Regions from separate parts of the Homo sapiens genome. Here all the other regions are linked to region 3. The links are chromatin contacts, found by Hi-C or POLR2A ChIA-PET in ENCODE. All regions are on one chromosome and are shown on one strand. Each heading gives the region's core, a stretch centred on a gene start or an enhancer-like site at or near the end of the contact. The rest is flanking DNA. Distances are from core to core; before and after follow the strand shown.

Region 1 (2,700 bases), core at 106-2,605, 1.5 Mb after region 3:
TACCCTGATAACTTTTTTTTTTCTTGAGATGGAGTCTCGCTCTGTCGCCCAGGCTGGAGTGCAGTGGCATGATCTCGGCTCACTCCAAACTCCACCTCCCGTGTTCAAGCAATTCTCCCGCCTCAGCCTCCCAAGTAGCTGGGATTACTTGGCCAGCTGGCACCTGCCAGCACGTCTGGCTAATTTTTTAACTAGAGATGCGGTTTCACCATTGGCCAGGCTAGTCTCTAACTCCTGATCTCAAGTGATCCACTCGCCTCTGCCTTCCAAAGTGCTGGGATTATAGGCGTGAGCCACCGCGCCCAGCCTGTATCCTGAGAACTTAATTTAGGTGCCAGAAATACAGACACCCTTTCCTGAAACTCAGACGAACTCAACAGCCACTTTGTGTCTTCTCTGCAACCAAATGCACAGCAGTTTGTGGCTGTAGAGTAGCTGGGGCCTCCTATGCCTACCTCTGAGGGCCGACAGAAATGTAGTAATGAATGCTGGAAAAGCCACTTCAGGCGCTACAGGATTGGATGCTTTTACTGAAACCTGTCCCACTCAACAAATTTTACGATTAACAGCCAGACATGATTCAAAAGTCAGACAATTCTTAACAGTGTAGCAGCAAAGCGGAAGCACAAGAAGCGTCTAAACGCAGTCAGGAACACAGGGATAGGGACGGGGAGAACCAGGGGCAGAAAAAGTAGGCCGACACTTGAGCCACGAGGTCCTCTGGAGTCCACCTGCCTCCCCACGAGCCTTGGGCCGGGCGGCAGCTCAGAAACAGCCTCTGGATTTCAGCACCGACACTCAGATGGCATGTTGGGGTCATCACCGCCCCGCCCGGCCCGTAGGCCCCCGGCCACACTACGAAGGAGAAGGCAAAAGATATTTTAAAAGTTTCCAACTCTCCAACCCTCCTAGCAGCTGCGAGCTGATGTACACGTAGGTTCTCATCTGCAATGTGGTTCGCCCGGGTTGAGGCCTAGGCTCGGGTCCGCACGCCCCAATTCACAATGGGGCAGAGAAGTCTGTCAGTCCCCGCCAACTCGCGCGCCACCGGCCTGCCACACCACACGCGGAATTCCCTACACGACACGCGGAATCCCCCAGCCCTGCAATCTCGGGTCCTGAAATCTACCTTAGTCCGTACCTCGAGAGGCGGAGAGGATCATGTCCGGGAACTGCGGGGTAGTAGCGATCTGGGTTACCCAGCCGTTGTGGCCCTTGAGGGTGCCACGAAGGGTCATCTGCTCAGTCATGGCGGCGGCGAGAGCGTGTGTCGCTGCAGCGACGAGGATGGCACTGGATGGCTTAGAGAAACTAGCACCACAACCTCTCCTGCCGCCGCCTTGCAGTGAAAGAGAGAGAGAAAAGCCCCCCGCCGGAACCGGAAATACCCGCTCGACCATGCAAAATGGCGAGCCCCATGATACATTTCTGCTCAAGATGGCGGCGCCATGTAATGCAAAAGGCAGAGGGAAATTGCAAGGCATCACAGTCCCGTCTTCCGTACAACAAAATCTGACTGCACTTTACAAATACACTCTGAAACAAGCACATTCAAGTGTTTAAAAAGGCTTCTCAGGGATGATGTAGAGCGAGAAGCGAAAGAGGTGAAGTGTACGGCACATTCCCATGAGGACCGCCGGGCTGCTTCCCCGCCCCTATGTGGCATAGCTCGAGCTCCGCCTGTTCCACTTGGTGCGGGGAGGGTTGACGGGGCAACCCCAGGGGAGCTTAATTTTCATTTCACTATCGTGGGTAACGATGGGCAATTTAAAAAGTAGAGTATTAAAATGTTAAAAATAAACTTTAAAACTGTGCTTCCGGAGGGTGTTCTCCCCTCACGAGGTTTTTGTTCTGATGCACACCAACTCCGGAAGGACTTAGTCCAGGCTGGACTAAGGCAGGAGAGGGTTACTCTGGATGAACTAAGAATTGGTCTCTTTTTCCCGGGCGCGGTGGCTCATGCCTGTAATCCTACCACTTTGAGAGGCCGAGGCGGGTGGATCACTTAAGGTCAGGAGTTCAAGACTAGCCTGGCCAACATGATGCAACCTCTTTCCAAATAAATAAATAAAAAAAATTAAAATTAGCCAGGCGTGGTGGGGGGTGCCTGTAATCCCAGTTACTCGGGAGGCTGAGGCAGGAGAATCCCTTGAACCTGAGAGGCGGAGGTTGCAGTGAACCGAGATCGCGCCACTGCACTCCAGCCTGGGCAGCAGAGCGAGACTCCGACTCAAATAAATAAATACATACATACAATAAAATAATAAAGTAAAAATTGCCCTGTGTGTTGCTAGACTGCCAATCCGTTCCTGCCTAGGCCAGAACACGGGAAGCTCTCGCAGAAACGGAAATGCCCAAAGGAGGACCTTAAGGTTCTGACTTCTGGGGACATCTAGTGGAAAGCTCTCTCTGGGCCCAGCCAGCGTACACAAAAGCCCAGGGGTCTGGGGGTCCAACTGTGCCCTGAAGGACGTGCCCAGACAGGGAAGCGGTGGAACACGGATACCTAACTGTCCTTCTGCCTTCCGCTCGACCGCAGGAATTTAAATAAGTAATGGCTCCCATTCTCACCCATCTCTGACTATAAGAGACAGTGTTGGCACCATGTCTATTCAAGTAGTTTTAAACAGGGGCACAGATCAGGATGATAGCAGCCACCAACATCTATGCAAAATAAAGGGGGCATTATACCTAAGTATA
Region 2 (2,706 bases), core at 110-2,609, 1.5 Mb before region 3:
CCCTGTTCATCGTACATGTACTGCCCTTGGGCCCGGACAATCTTAACAGGATCCTCGGGAAAAAAGAGTCTGCAGGAAGAGCTGTGGGGACAGGCAAGGAGTGGACAGCCATGTCTGAAGACCGAAAGGGTGAAGTCTACTCATCGCAGACCCCCGCCCACCCCTTCCCAGTTTCTGGTGGCGGGGGGGAAATGAGAGCTGGAAGGGCAAGGTGCTGCTTCCCTGCCTTGTCTCTCCACTCCACAGGTGGTTGCAAAGCAGGAAGCAGATGGGGTAACAAGTCGCTGAAACTTCGGATTGTTTCTGAAAGCATTTTCAGCCTCTGTGGCCTCCTTGCTCATTTCTGCATGTGTCCGCGTCAGTCTCCCGGATCCTGAGAAAAGGTGGCTGCCCCGTCCCATGGGGACTCCATAAGGCCGCGTGTCTTCGATGGGATGGGCCAGGGCACCAACATTAGGTGCCTGGCTCTCAGCCCTAAACAGCTCCTTGCCAGCCACGTGGCCCTGCTGCCCCTCGCTGGGTGCCAGCCCTAAGCTCCAGTGGGAGGCGACCTCACCCACCGTCCCACCGAGGGCCCCCTCACAGGTCAAGTGTGCTGCCTGTGAACCGACTCCCCCGACTCTCCCTTGTCTGCCCTTTCAGCCCCCTCCCAGGTCACTCTCGAGCCAGGCCCAGGTGCTGCTGACGGGCCACCCTGGGTGAGGTCCTCTCAGGCGCCAGGGTGAAGGTCTTCTCCGGAGTAAAGGCTGCCAAGCGAGGCTGACACAGCCGAACAGCGGTGAGGGCGGGGCCGTCTCCTGAACTGGGCGGCCTGGAGACGGCGCTGTCGGGGAGGCGGCCCCGGAGACCACCCGCCGGGACTGCCCAACGGCGCCGCCCGCCTCGGGCCCTAGAAGCTCCAGCGGGGCCGGGGCAGCGGCCGGACGGGATGGGTAGCAGCGGCTTCCTAGCCGGAGGCGCGTGCGTAGTGCGTGCGTGCGTGCGTCGTGCGTGCGCGTGCCTCTCCGCGCAGCCCCGCGCCCCCCGCCGCCCGCCCCCCGCCCGGGTACCTGATGAGCCGTTGCCTCAGGGCCAGCGTGTCGGCCTTCGGGCGCTGGTCTGCGGCCATGGTGGGTGGCCGTCAGTCGGTGCCGTGACGCCACGCGGAGACGTCGCCGCGCGGGCTGGGCCTCCAAGGCCCCGCTCCGGGCCCCGCCCCTGCCTGGGTCGGGATTTGGGGCTCAGGTTCGCACTCGGCCCCGCCCCGAAGCGCCCGCGTTGCGGTGGTTCATTTCTTCGCTTGCCCACTGGGCCTGGCAGCCTTCCGGCCCGTGGTCGTGCCTTGGCAGTCCCGCGCAGGAACTCGAGCGCTGCCCCGTCTCTGGTTCCGGGACGCGCCCCGGGCCTCGCCCCGCAGGCCCCGCCCCGCAGGCCCCTGCGGCCTCCCTTCCGGGAAAGGGTCCCGGACGACCCCGCCCCTGCTCCCGGCGCCCAGGCGGGGCTCGGAGCTCCTGCAGGCCTTCTCTGGGCCAGACTCAGTCTTTGAGTCGCCTTGTGCATAAAATGGGATGAACTGTGAGGCCTAAGTGCGAGTATGTGACTGGTACCTTACCCGGGCCTGGTACACAGTAGGGGCCTCAGGGTGGGAGAAGCAGGTCCTAGGTTTTCCCAGCCCCATGAAGGGGCAGCAGGAAGAGCAGAAGGAGAGCCCAGGGTCCCTTCTGGGGCTGACCAAGGAGATCACCATGGGCTTGACCTTCAGGGCACCATAGTTCCTGCTAGAATCTAGGCAGGGTGAACCGGACGAGCTGTATCGTCGCTGAGAGAATCATGCAGCGTTTGGGCAAGAAGAGAGGTTGGGAATCCTCCTTGTGGTACATGTCGGTGACCCTGAAGCCCAGAAAGGGAAAGGGTTTTGTTGTCAGACACGCAGCAAGGCTGCAGAGGCTGGACTCCTACTGAGGTCTTCTTGACTCCCAGCCCAGGGAGTGAGAAGAAAAAGCCTCCCAAGGGGCTGGGATATGAGAGAAAAGCCCCCTCCTGGGGTGAGGCACTGGGGCTTTCTGCCTTGAAGAACCCTGGAACACGGGCCTGGGACTGCAGCAGGTGCAGGGGAGGCTCCTGATTGTCCCTTCTTTCTGTCCACATCATGATTCCCAGGCCTCTGCTTCACTCCCTCATTGCTGATTTCTTCTTCTCTTCCCAATACAGTTGTAAGATGCATAAGGCATTTATTGAACTCTTGACCTCAGATGATCTGCCTGCCTCGGCCTCCCAGAGTGCTGGGATTACAGGCCGGGTGAGCCACCGCACCCGGCCGCTTAAGGCATTTATTAAAGAACATTTGGAGTTTCTTTTTTCTTTATTGTGTAAAATATACATAACAAAATTTTACCATTTTAACCATTTTTAAGGATACAATTCAGTGGCAAAAGTACATTCACATCGTCGTGCAGCCATCACCACCATCCATGCAACAGGACTTTTTCATCTTCCCTAAAAGAATGGAATTTCTTATTTTTAACTGTAAAGCTGAATTGAATATTTTACATGATTTTTGGAAAAAATTCTTCCCAAATTAACTGCGAGGTTAACTGCTTGTGGCCTGTATTTTTTTTTTTTTTTAAAGAAAGGGTCTTATTCTGTTGTTCAGGCTGGAGTGCAGCATTGCAGTCTCTACCTCCCTGGGATCATGTGATCCTCCCATCTCAGCCTCTCAAGTACCTG
Region 3 (2,740 bases), core at 239-2,738:
TTTTGCTCACAAATGTACTTCCTGTAACTACATTTTAAGCTCATTATTTGGATCATGTAGCATCCAGAATTTTATTCTGCTTTGAATAGCTGCTTCCCCAGGTAGACAGGAAACCAAAATTCTCCTACACAAATTTTGGGGCTGAAGTTGGGGCGCCGTGGCTCACGCCTGTAATCCCAGCACTGTGGGAGGCAGAGGCAGGTCGATCACCTGAGGTCAGCCTGGCCAACATGGTGAAACCTGTCTCTACTAAAATACAAAAATTAGCCGGGCGTGGTGGCGGGCGCCTGTAATCCCAGCTACTCGGGAGGCTGAGGGAGAATCGCTTGAACCCGGGAGGCGGAGGTTGTAGTGAGCTAAGATCGCACCACTAGACTCCAGCCTGAGCGACAGAGCAAGACTTCGTCTCAAAAAAATAAAAATAAAAAAAATTTGGGGGTTGAGGGTTGGATGATACTAACTCATGCAAACACCAAACCCTGCCTTTCTTCCCCTTCCCGGTGGCAAGAGGGCTTTTCAGATCAGTGATACATTCGCTGATTCTAGTGTTTTCCACCCTAGTAGTCAAGCCTTTGGGTGTCCAAACAAATAGAGAACAAGAGATCAGGATCTCTAAAGGTCTAGAAAAACCCTGGGCCACTTCCATTTTGTGAGGTTCTCAGCATACTGAAAACTGAAGATGTACTAAGAGTGGGTTACTAAAATGGTGGCGTATCTTAAATCTTTCCATGGCACCATCCTTTCTCTCGTCCTGTCATCCCTGTATCTCTCTGCCCTGACACCTAATCTCACTTCAGGAAACATAAATTGAAAGTTCAAATAACCTCGGATTATATTATTCTGGACTGTGTGTTATGCTGGGCGACGAGGCTGCGCAGGCTCCTGGGCCGAGCCATGACTCTGCAGGAACTGCGGCGCCGGCTCACACAGCGCGGAGCAGTGCACGCCAATCCGGCCAGGCGCTCGCGCTGGGTTCTGCTCACGCCCGTAGGGGCCCGCGTTCGCTGCAACGGGCCCTTCCTGATGGCCGATCGTCGGACTCCTACCCCTTTTGCCGGCTGCCGTTTGCCCCGTCAGCGAAGGGCGCGCGATGCGTCCCAAGTCTCGGCTCCAGGAACCAGACGGGTGAGGGCTACTGGGGGTTGGGTTGGAACGCCCCGAAGGCACCACAGCAACCGACGCGGGAACGCCTGTTAAACCAGCCCCGCCCCGAGACGCGCGCGCCCGGCGGTCTCGATCCAGCGTGGCCCGCCCCTCACCTCCCGCCCAACCAACAGCCACTTCCTGCCTCACTCCCGGCCAATCTTCACACTCCACGAAGAATAGCCGTAGGGGGCGTATGGGACGGTGCGTAGAGCGATGCCCACGCCGGCCAACCGGATGTCGGGGCTTGCGCGGGAGGGCGGGACTTGGCGCCGGCTGTGGCTACTCAGGGGCCAGGGGCGGGCACAGGGCCGGGCTTCGTGCGGTGGGGCTCGCTCGCGCGGCAGCGGTGGCCGAGGCCTCTTGGTTCTGCGGCACGTGACGGTCGGGCCGCCTCCGCCTCTCTCTTTACTGCGGCGCGGGGCAAGGTGTGCGGGCGGGAAGGGGCACGGGCACCCCCGCGGTCCCCGGGAGGCTAGAGGTGAGAGGGGAGACCTGAGCGCGTCCTCGGGCCTGTGAGGACCTCGGGGGGCTGGGAGCGCCTCTGCGGCTGAGGGGTCGGGCGTGGCCGGCGACTGAGGGGTCGGGCTGGCTCTTGAGGGCCCAGGCCCTGGCCGACGCGCCCGCCGTGAGCGAGGAGGCCCGAATCCGGGCGTCTTTGGTTGGGTTGCGGGCCCAGGCCGCGCCGCCGGGGTCGGGAGGCGTGGCAGGTGGCCCGACAGCCTTCTTTGACCTCTGGGAAAGCTGACTTATTCCTATGGCTTTGCTTCTAGGGCTTTCTTAGGCCTCTTTGCCGGCTGCCTGGGCAGCCGCGAGGTGGGCTGGAGTAACTGGGTAAAAGTATAGGGTGGAATCGGGCCTACTAGGTACCCCTAGTAGTAGGGAAGGGTGGTATTAGACCGAGAGGGAATGTTTACAACTAGCGTTACAGTTTAATATTTGAAAATCCAAAGCGGAGACTGGACCCTAGTTCCCTGAAGAGAAAGGGGAATGTACCAGAAGGAGAACACGCAGTGGTTGAGAAACTTAGCAGTTACAGCACCTATTCTGGAGGCGAGTAATCCAGTTGGAGAGGGACAGGGCGTTAAAAGCAGGAAAGCCCCCGAAAGCTCATCTAAGTGCATCTCTTTCCACACCGGAGGCCTGGAGGTATGAAATGACTGGCCCAAGGTCATGCGATTAGTGTACTGATGGTGCTGGGATTATAGTTCAGGGATAGACCGTGCAGTGGTTAACGCTAAGGCCCTGGCTCGAGTCTTTGATTGGTCATTGGTTGCTCTGTGAACTTCGGCAGTTTTCTTACCCTTTGTGCCCCCGTTCTTGTCAAGTAATGGATATAATAATACCCGATGGATTTGTGAGGATTAAATTAAGATATGTATACAATAAGACAGGGAAGTCCGACATTTAGTAACTGCTCGATGATCATTGCGGTACGTTATTATAATCTGAATGCCTTTGGACCAATACACTGCCATCCTAGTGAACTGGTTCAGTCCTGTTTCGCAGGACCTGAGGTCACAGTTATGGTGATAGAAGAAACCGGGCATTGTGTATTACCGCTGGGCATGACACAAGTGATTGCTGGTTGAGGGAA
Region 4 (2,768 bases), core at 150-2,649, 1.1 Mb before region 3:
TTTCCTCTTCTACTGTAAGTCTGCTTACAACCAGCTAACCTCCAGCAAAACAGAACTCTCAAATTATCAGTTAATATGCAAACATTAAAATAAGAACGAGCTCCGTTGTGAGAGTCCAAAATTCTTCTCAAGTTCACTACTTCAAATGTAATTCAGCTGTTAGTCCCAGCCTCTGACCTCCCCCACTCACCCTGCAATGTTCAAAAATATTTTATCTGGAGGCACAAAGATCACCCGACCCACGTTCTACGTGGTAAGGTTCCTTCGCATACATAAAAAAGAAAAGCTATCTAGAATCATGACACTGCCTCTAATAAAGCATCCCACATGCTAGAGTAGGTATCTTTCAAAAAATAATGACACAATGGATCTCATATGTAGATCCATCGCCACTGCCCTTAAGATCCTGTAGTTCTTGACAACTTTACGCTACGTACATGGCTTAAAAACATCGAAACAGGTTATAAGTTTAGGATTGGATGGCTCCAAGAGGACTGCATTTAATGGGTTACAAGCCTGTAGGGGTGTGTAAAAAGCACAATCGCACAGGACAGCTATGAGGCAAGACAAAGTGGCTGGCGAGTTCAGTTTGCGGGGCGGTTTCCTAAGGATCGGATAAGCCTATCTGGACTATTTAGGCAACCAGGGATAATAAGATGCAAAACCACCAGAAACGCAGGTTCGCTGCAACAATGTTGTGTTCAGCATAGCACAGAGGACTAGCCTCCGCAAATTTCCACCTCTCACAAGCAGCTACTGCCCTCAACCACCTGGATTTGCACGGACGCCCGGTCCCCACCTCCCGGCTCCTGGGCACCCGGCCAGTGCCTTTGGCGCACTCAAGACAGGGGCAAATGCTTGACTCTGGAAAACCCCCGAAACGCTACAAACGGCCCAGGCCAGGAATCCAGGGGAAGACTTGATCTCCGACAACACGAATGCCAGAGACGGCTCTCGAAGGGTCTCCCGACAGGTCCTAGCGCCCGCCGGCTGGAAGAGGTCCCGACAGGGTTAACCAACAGCCGCGCTCGCCAGGCAGCAGGGGACCGCGAGCCCACGGCCTCCGGAGCCGCGACGCGAGCGGCCAGGGCCCTCAGAGAAGGGTCAGCGGCAGAACCGCGACGCCCGAGCAACTTTCGGTGCTGCCGGCGTGCACCAGCCGAGCAGCGCCTCGCAGAACTCCCAACTCAGCTCCAGAAGCCCAGGCCCCTAACGCGGTCGTTTCTCCGACACCTGGCTCGGAGACCTAAAGACCGACAGCCGCCTGTCCCAGCACACACCATCTGCAACCCTACCTCCGCAAAAGCAAATGGCCCTTCGGCCGAGAAATGTCGCCAAACTGCCGTCTTCCCTCCTCGGCCGCTGCGACAAACACCCCACAAAATGGCGGCAGCGCCGTCGCCCTAGAATCCCCCGAGTCGCCTCTAGCACCACCTACGCCGCGCGAACGCGCCTGCGTGACAGAACCTTGCGCGCTCCCGCCGCTCCACCTAAGGGCGGGGCTCCACGTGACGTAAGAGCGGGGCTCGAGCCTCCACACTGCGGCTGCGCGGCCCAAGCATTTCCACCCCCCCCCCCCCGCCCACCCGGTCCCGGGGCCTCTAGGCCGGGAGGGTGTTTACGTTCTCTACGGGCTCGGGTGGAACCGGGAAGGAACGCCCGTGTCCCGCCCTCAGTGTGTACCGCGTGTCTGCCCCCTCCCCCGGGACCTCAACTCCCGCAGCCGGCACCCGACAACGGCCCCAAAACCGCCTAGGGCGGGCCTTGGCTGGTCCCTGGGCTGTTCCCTGGACTGGGTGCTTGTCCTGCCCACTTGGCGCTTCCAGTCTAAGGTGGATTCGGACAAAGAGGCTGTCTCAGAAAACAAGCTCAAGGGGTGCTAATCTTTTCAAGGCACGTGCTCCTATTCAGAACAAAACAAAAACCCGGAGGTTTCAATGGAGACTCCTGACAAGGTTTTCCTGTTAGGATCCCTACCTCCTGAGCAGTTAAGGTCGCTGGAAGTTTCCCTAACGAAGTTTTCCCCATTTTTTTTTGTCCCTGCGGGCTGATTTTATTCAAGGCTGAAAAATGTCTCTGAGCTAGTGATAGTCCGTTATGGGGCTTGCTTACCTCAAATAAGGTATTCTGCAGTTCTGAGGACCCTCAGGCAGTTCCCCCGTGTAAGTATGTAACATGAGAAATATTAGGGTCAAAGTCGGAGCCCTGTGGGGAACACTCAAGGGCCAGAGGGAAAGGGGCCTGAGAAGGAATGATCAGCAGAGGAGGAGAACCAAGAATAGGGTGTCAAAGCAAGGAAGGGCGTAAGTGAGGGAAAGGGTTTAGGTGAGACTGAAGATCGTGGGGGGGGACGGCGGGCGGGGTGGGGGTTGGCTTCTGTATTCTGACGGGGATTCGCTGGATAAAAGGGAAAGCTAGAAATCAAATTTGGGAGGGTAGGGTTGAACTCTTGCGGGTATTAGCCCAGTAGCATGTGGGAGACCTGTTATCCTGTTAGGTGAAAGGAGGGAACGGAAATACCTTTAGTGATCTAACATGATAGAAACTTGTGCCATCTGGTTTGGGTAAGTAGGGTAAATTTAGATAAATCTCGGAGATTGTACAGCATTTCAAAAAGTAAGTTGAATTTTCATGGAGATTGCACTCCAAGAAGCGAAGTTGAAAAGAAACTTGGAAAACTGGAAGGGTAAACTCTTTATGCTACAGAATGAAACAAATGATATTATTTTCATCTAGAATAGCCACCATTTTTGCATCTACAAATTTAA
Region 5 (2,700 bases), core at 94-2,593, 1.5 Mb after region 3:
TCGGCTCTTTGGACCGGAGCAGGCATGGGTGAGAGAGGGAAGCGCATACCTCCCGGCCGGAGCCGCAGACCCCGCTCGCTCCTCCACGCCTCCCAGTCAAGGCAGTCACCCCTCCGGTCTCTACCCAGGTGGCCCCGAGCGATTTTCTCTTCTCTGGTTCACCGGACAGGGATTCCGTTTTCGAACCTTGAGCTACCCTGGAGTGGTCCCGGTATAAGCCGCGGCCCCACCTGGGACGGGGACTCGCTCAGAGCTTTTTTGAGGTTCCCTCCGGCTGGAGAGAGGGCGCCTGCGACAGGGGAGTGTACGGCGGGACCCAGCGCCGCCTCCACCTGTGCCCAGGCCTCCAAAGTGCGCGGTGCGGGGAAGACGGAGGCGGGAGCCGTCCCGAGACCCCCAGGGGGCCAGTCCTGCACCTGGGCAGCGCCCCCACTGTTCACTGAGGACTTGGGCTCACTTTCTACACTTCCGTTAACAGCAAGAATAAATCAGTCAGAAGGCCAGCATACCTTAGTTATATATTTTGTCTAAAATAAACTAAAATTTTGTTTTAGGCTGAAAGCGAATGTGACAGGTAGAGCCGTTACTCCCGGGTCATGAATGTGGCCGTCTGCGCTTTTCCGTGTTAACTCCACAGGAAGAAATCAGACCTTGCAGCACGGAGGCGGCGGGGACCCGAAGGCCGAGGGCGCGCAGCCGCCAAGCGCAGAGCCGCAGACCAGAGCCTCAGCGCGCGCGTCGGGGAACGCCGCAAACAAACGCATGGCGGGAAGGGGCGCGGTAGTGCCATCGTCTCCCCCTGGAGAGAGGGAAGGAGACACGAGGGCGAGTCCCTAGCTGGAGTGGGAAGACCGGAGAGAAGCGGAAAGACGCTCCCGGGGAGCGCGCAGAAGGAAGTGAGCGGGGTCGTGGGGAGAGGGCGCGCGGGGCCCAGGGAACCCGTGATGGAAAAGGAAGCCCGCAGTGGGTCTGACTCTTCAAGAGATAAGGAAGTGGTAGGAAAGTAGCCTTGCGCGGTGGGTATCTTAGAGGCAAAAAGAAAGTGACTCCGCCAGGCTCTGGCCTCCCAGGAAGGCGGAAGTAGGCTTGCCTATCTTCCACTTTTCTATCTTTAAGGAAAGAATAGGAAAAGACGGAAGCAGGCCCCAGCGAGATTTGAACTCGCGACCCTGGTTTACAAGACCAGTGCTCTAACCCCTGAGCTATGGAGCCGGCTGTTGGTTTCCTTTTGACACAAAAGCAGTTGACGCTGTCGCCGGCGCCGCGCAGCCGCAGTCCGCTGAACCCTCGGCCGAGTTCTGTGGCTGCTGGACCCAAGCTCCTCCCACGGCCGCAGCCATCTTGCCCGTGCGTCCGTGGCACGGAACGGCCGTTAGTCCCGGCAGAGGGCTCCGCGAAGACAGTGCCGTCGTTGGGCGCGCGCGCGGGCGGGAGCTGTCGGGGCGGGGCGGCACCGCCGAGCTCCGAGCTGTGAGGACCGCCCCGGGCCTTGGGCGGGGCGGGGGCCAGGGAAGGGCGTGCGCAGGATTGGGGAGCACGTTTTGCGTCTTGCTGTGCGTGAGGAAGCGGGGATCCAGGTCAAGGCTATGGAAAGGTCAGGGAAGGGTGTCAGTGCGCCCGTCCTGCAGGGAGTCCAGATCCGAGAGGTTAGGGCGGGACCTGGGGCGAGCTGGGCGGTGGGGGAACAGTGGGGTCATCAGGAGGTGGAGGCCCAGCGGGAGTGTGGCGGGGGAGGCGGGGAATCAGGAGGGCCAGGTGTTTGGAGGCGCTGGGGTGGGAAGGGTCCAGGCGAGGTTGCGGGTGGGTGCCAGCCCCGTCTCACATTTGGATGAAGTAGGAAAAGGCAGCTTTTAGGGTACACCCTGACATGTTCTGTCAGGGCCCTTAAAGGGCCCACGGGCCGGAGGAGAGGGGAAAAGGATGAGGGCTCAGCCTGGCAAAGGACAGAAAGTGGTGGGTGTAGGAGGTGGACCTTGGTCTGGTGGCCTAGCCTGCCCTGTGCTCCCTGCAATGCCGGGTGACTTGGGTCACTGGGCGGCCAGGCCAGAGGTGGGCCTCTAGGTGCCCCCCATTCTGGATGCTGAGGGTCCCTGTGAGGGTCTGGCGGCAGAGGCCTGCGCTTATGGGTCAGCAGCTAGGACTGATGGGTTGAATAAGAAGGGCCCAAGTTAGGCCAGTTGTTCTCACAGACCCAGAGGTCCCTAGAGTTTATGATGCCCAGAGTCTAGGAGAGGGAAATGCACACACATGCCCTCGAGGACACCAGCATCCTGACATCCAAGTTACTGTACTGCCCTGGTTAGCAAGAAAGAACATCTGTTCCCTTCTCTATGCAATTGTTACAGTAACTGTTGTTACATTTCTTAAGATACATAGCTATATATGTAGTCACTCTGCAAACACACACACTCTGATAGACACACGATTGCACTCATGGACACAAAAACGGAAAATAAACATGCGGACAGCTACTCCCAGTCCCCAGACCTGACCCTCATGTGACACCTTCACCAGACATGGTACTTTCTGGGACCTGTAATGTGTGTTGTGATGCCCAGCACATTTGTTGGATGGTACAAAGGGAATTATGATACTTAATCAAAAAGCCATACAAGCCAGATAACATTAAGGCTTAACGGTAACAATAGGTGATTCAGTTAGGAAATTAATGTTAGAGATCGGTTTTCCTTGTGGAAATCA

What was found. A loop is a pair of places that touch in the nucleus more often than their neighbours do. ChIA-PET counts read pairs that join two places held with the same protein, here RNA polymerase II (POLR2A). Pooled maps may share reads with other maps.
Region 1: a loop to region 3 is called in a map of endothelial cell of umbilical vein, with 9 times the contacts of the local background. The contact joins the promoter of RACK1 here to the promoter of CANX in region 3. A Hi-C loop is called at or near these places in 1 of 168 maps with a recorded cell type or tissue (endothelial cell of umbilical vein), 1 of 37 single-sample maps with no recorded cell type and 9 of 50 pooled maps.
Region 2: a map of CD8-positive, alpha-beta T cell shows a loop between it and region 3 (6-fold over the local background). The contact joins the promoter of PHYKPL here to the promoter of CANX in region 3. A Hi-C loop is called at or near these places in 2 of 168 maps with a recorded cell type or tissue (B cell and CD8-positive, alpha-beta T cell), 4 of 37 single-sample maps with no recorded cell type and 10 of 50 pooled maps.
Region 4: a loop to region 3 is called in a map of ascending aorta, with 14 times the contacts of the local background. The contact joins the promoter of CLK4 here to the promoter of CANX in region 3. A Hi-C loop is called at or near these places in 3 of 168 maps with a recorded cell type or tissue (CD4-positive, alpha-beta T cell, ascending aorta and naive thymus-derived CD4-positive, alpha-beta T cell), 12 of 37 single-sample maps with no recorded cell type and 20 of 50 pooled maps.
Region 5: a pooled map shows a loop between it and region 3 (9-fold over the local background). The contact joins the promoter of TRIM7-AS2 here to the promoter of CANX in region 3. A Hi-C loop is called at or near these places in 2 of 37 single-sample maps with no recorded cell type and 10 of 50 pooled maps. POLR2A ChIA-PET finds 5 or more read pairs at or near these places in 1 of 52 experiments (GM10248).

What each region holds. Positions count from the first base shown.
Region 1 is chr5:181,242,551-181,245,250 of GRCh38, forward strand. RACK1 (receptor for activated C kinase 1) reads right to left here and starts at 1,356. Exons shown (of 8, transcript NM_006098.5): 1 at 1,142-1,356. The coding sequence starts at 1,250. SNORD95 (small nucleolar RNA, C/D box 95) reads right to left here and starts at 826; the gene lies at 764-826. RefSeq lists enhancers at 1,151-1,210, 1,311-1,450, 1,531-1,600.
Region 2 is chr5:178,231,443-178,234,148 of GRCh38, forward strand. It overlaps PHYKPL (5-phosphohydroxy-L-lysine phospho-lyase), which reads right to left and starts at 1,360. Exons shown (of 13, transcript NM_153373.4): 1 at 1,050-1,360; 2 at 1-81. The coding sequence starts at 1,108. LOC112267937 (a long non-coding RNA gene) reads left to right here and starts at 2,596. Exons shown (of 3, transcript XR_002956238.2): 1 at 2,596-2,706. RefSeq lists silencers at 785-1,104, 1,185-1,594 and an enhancer at 984-1,522.
Region 3 is chr5:179,697,479-179,700,218 of GRCh38, forward strand. It overlaps CANX (calnexin), which reads left to right and starts at 1,489. Exons shown (of 15, transcript NM_001746.4): 1 at 1,489-1,624. RefSeq lists enhancers at 594-1,123, 2,684-2,740 and silencers at 1,134-1,543, 1,584-1,873.
Region 4 is chr5:178,625,651-178,628,418 of GRCh38, forward strand. CLK4 (CDC like kinase 4) reads right to left here and starts at 1,400. Exons shown (of 13, transcript NM_020666.3): 1 at 1,296-1,400. RefSeq lists enhancers at 346-1,026, 759-1,368.
Region 5 is chr5:181,190,547-181,193,246 of GRCh38, forward strand. It overlaps TRIM7-AS2 (TRIM7 antisense RNA 2), which reads left to right and starts at 1,344. Exons shown (of 2, transcript NR_183285.1): 1 at 1,344-1,594. LINC01962 (long intergenic non-protein coding RNA 1962) reads right to left here and starts at 1,362. Exons shown (of 2, transcript NR_108031.1): 1 at 1,196-1,362; 2 at 500-799. TRT-TGT6-1 (tRNA-Thr (anticodon TGT) 6-1) reads right to left here and starts at 1,212; the gene lies at 1,141-1,212. RefSeq lists silencers at 341-470, 1,091-1,170, 1,351-1,690 and an enhancer at 1,151-1,330.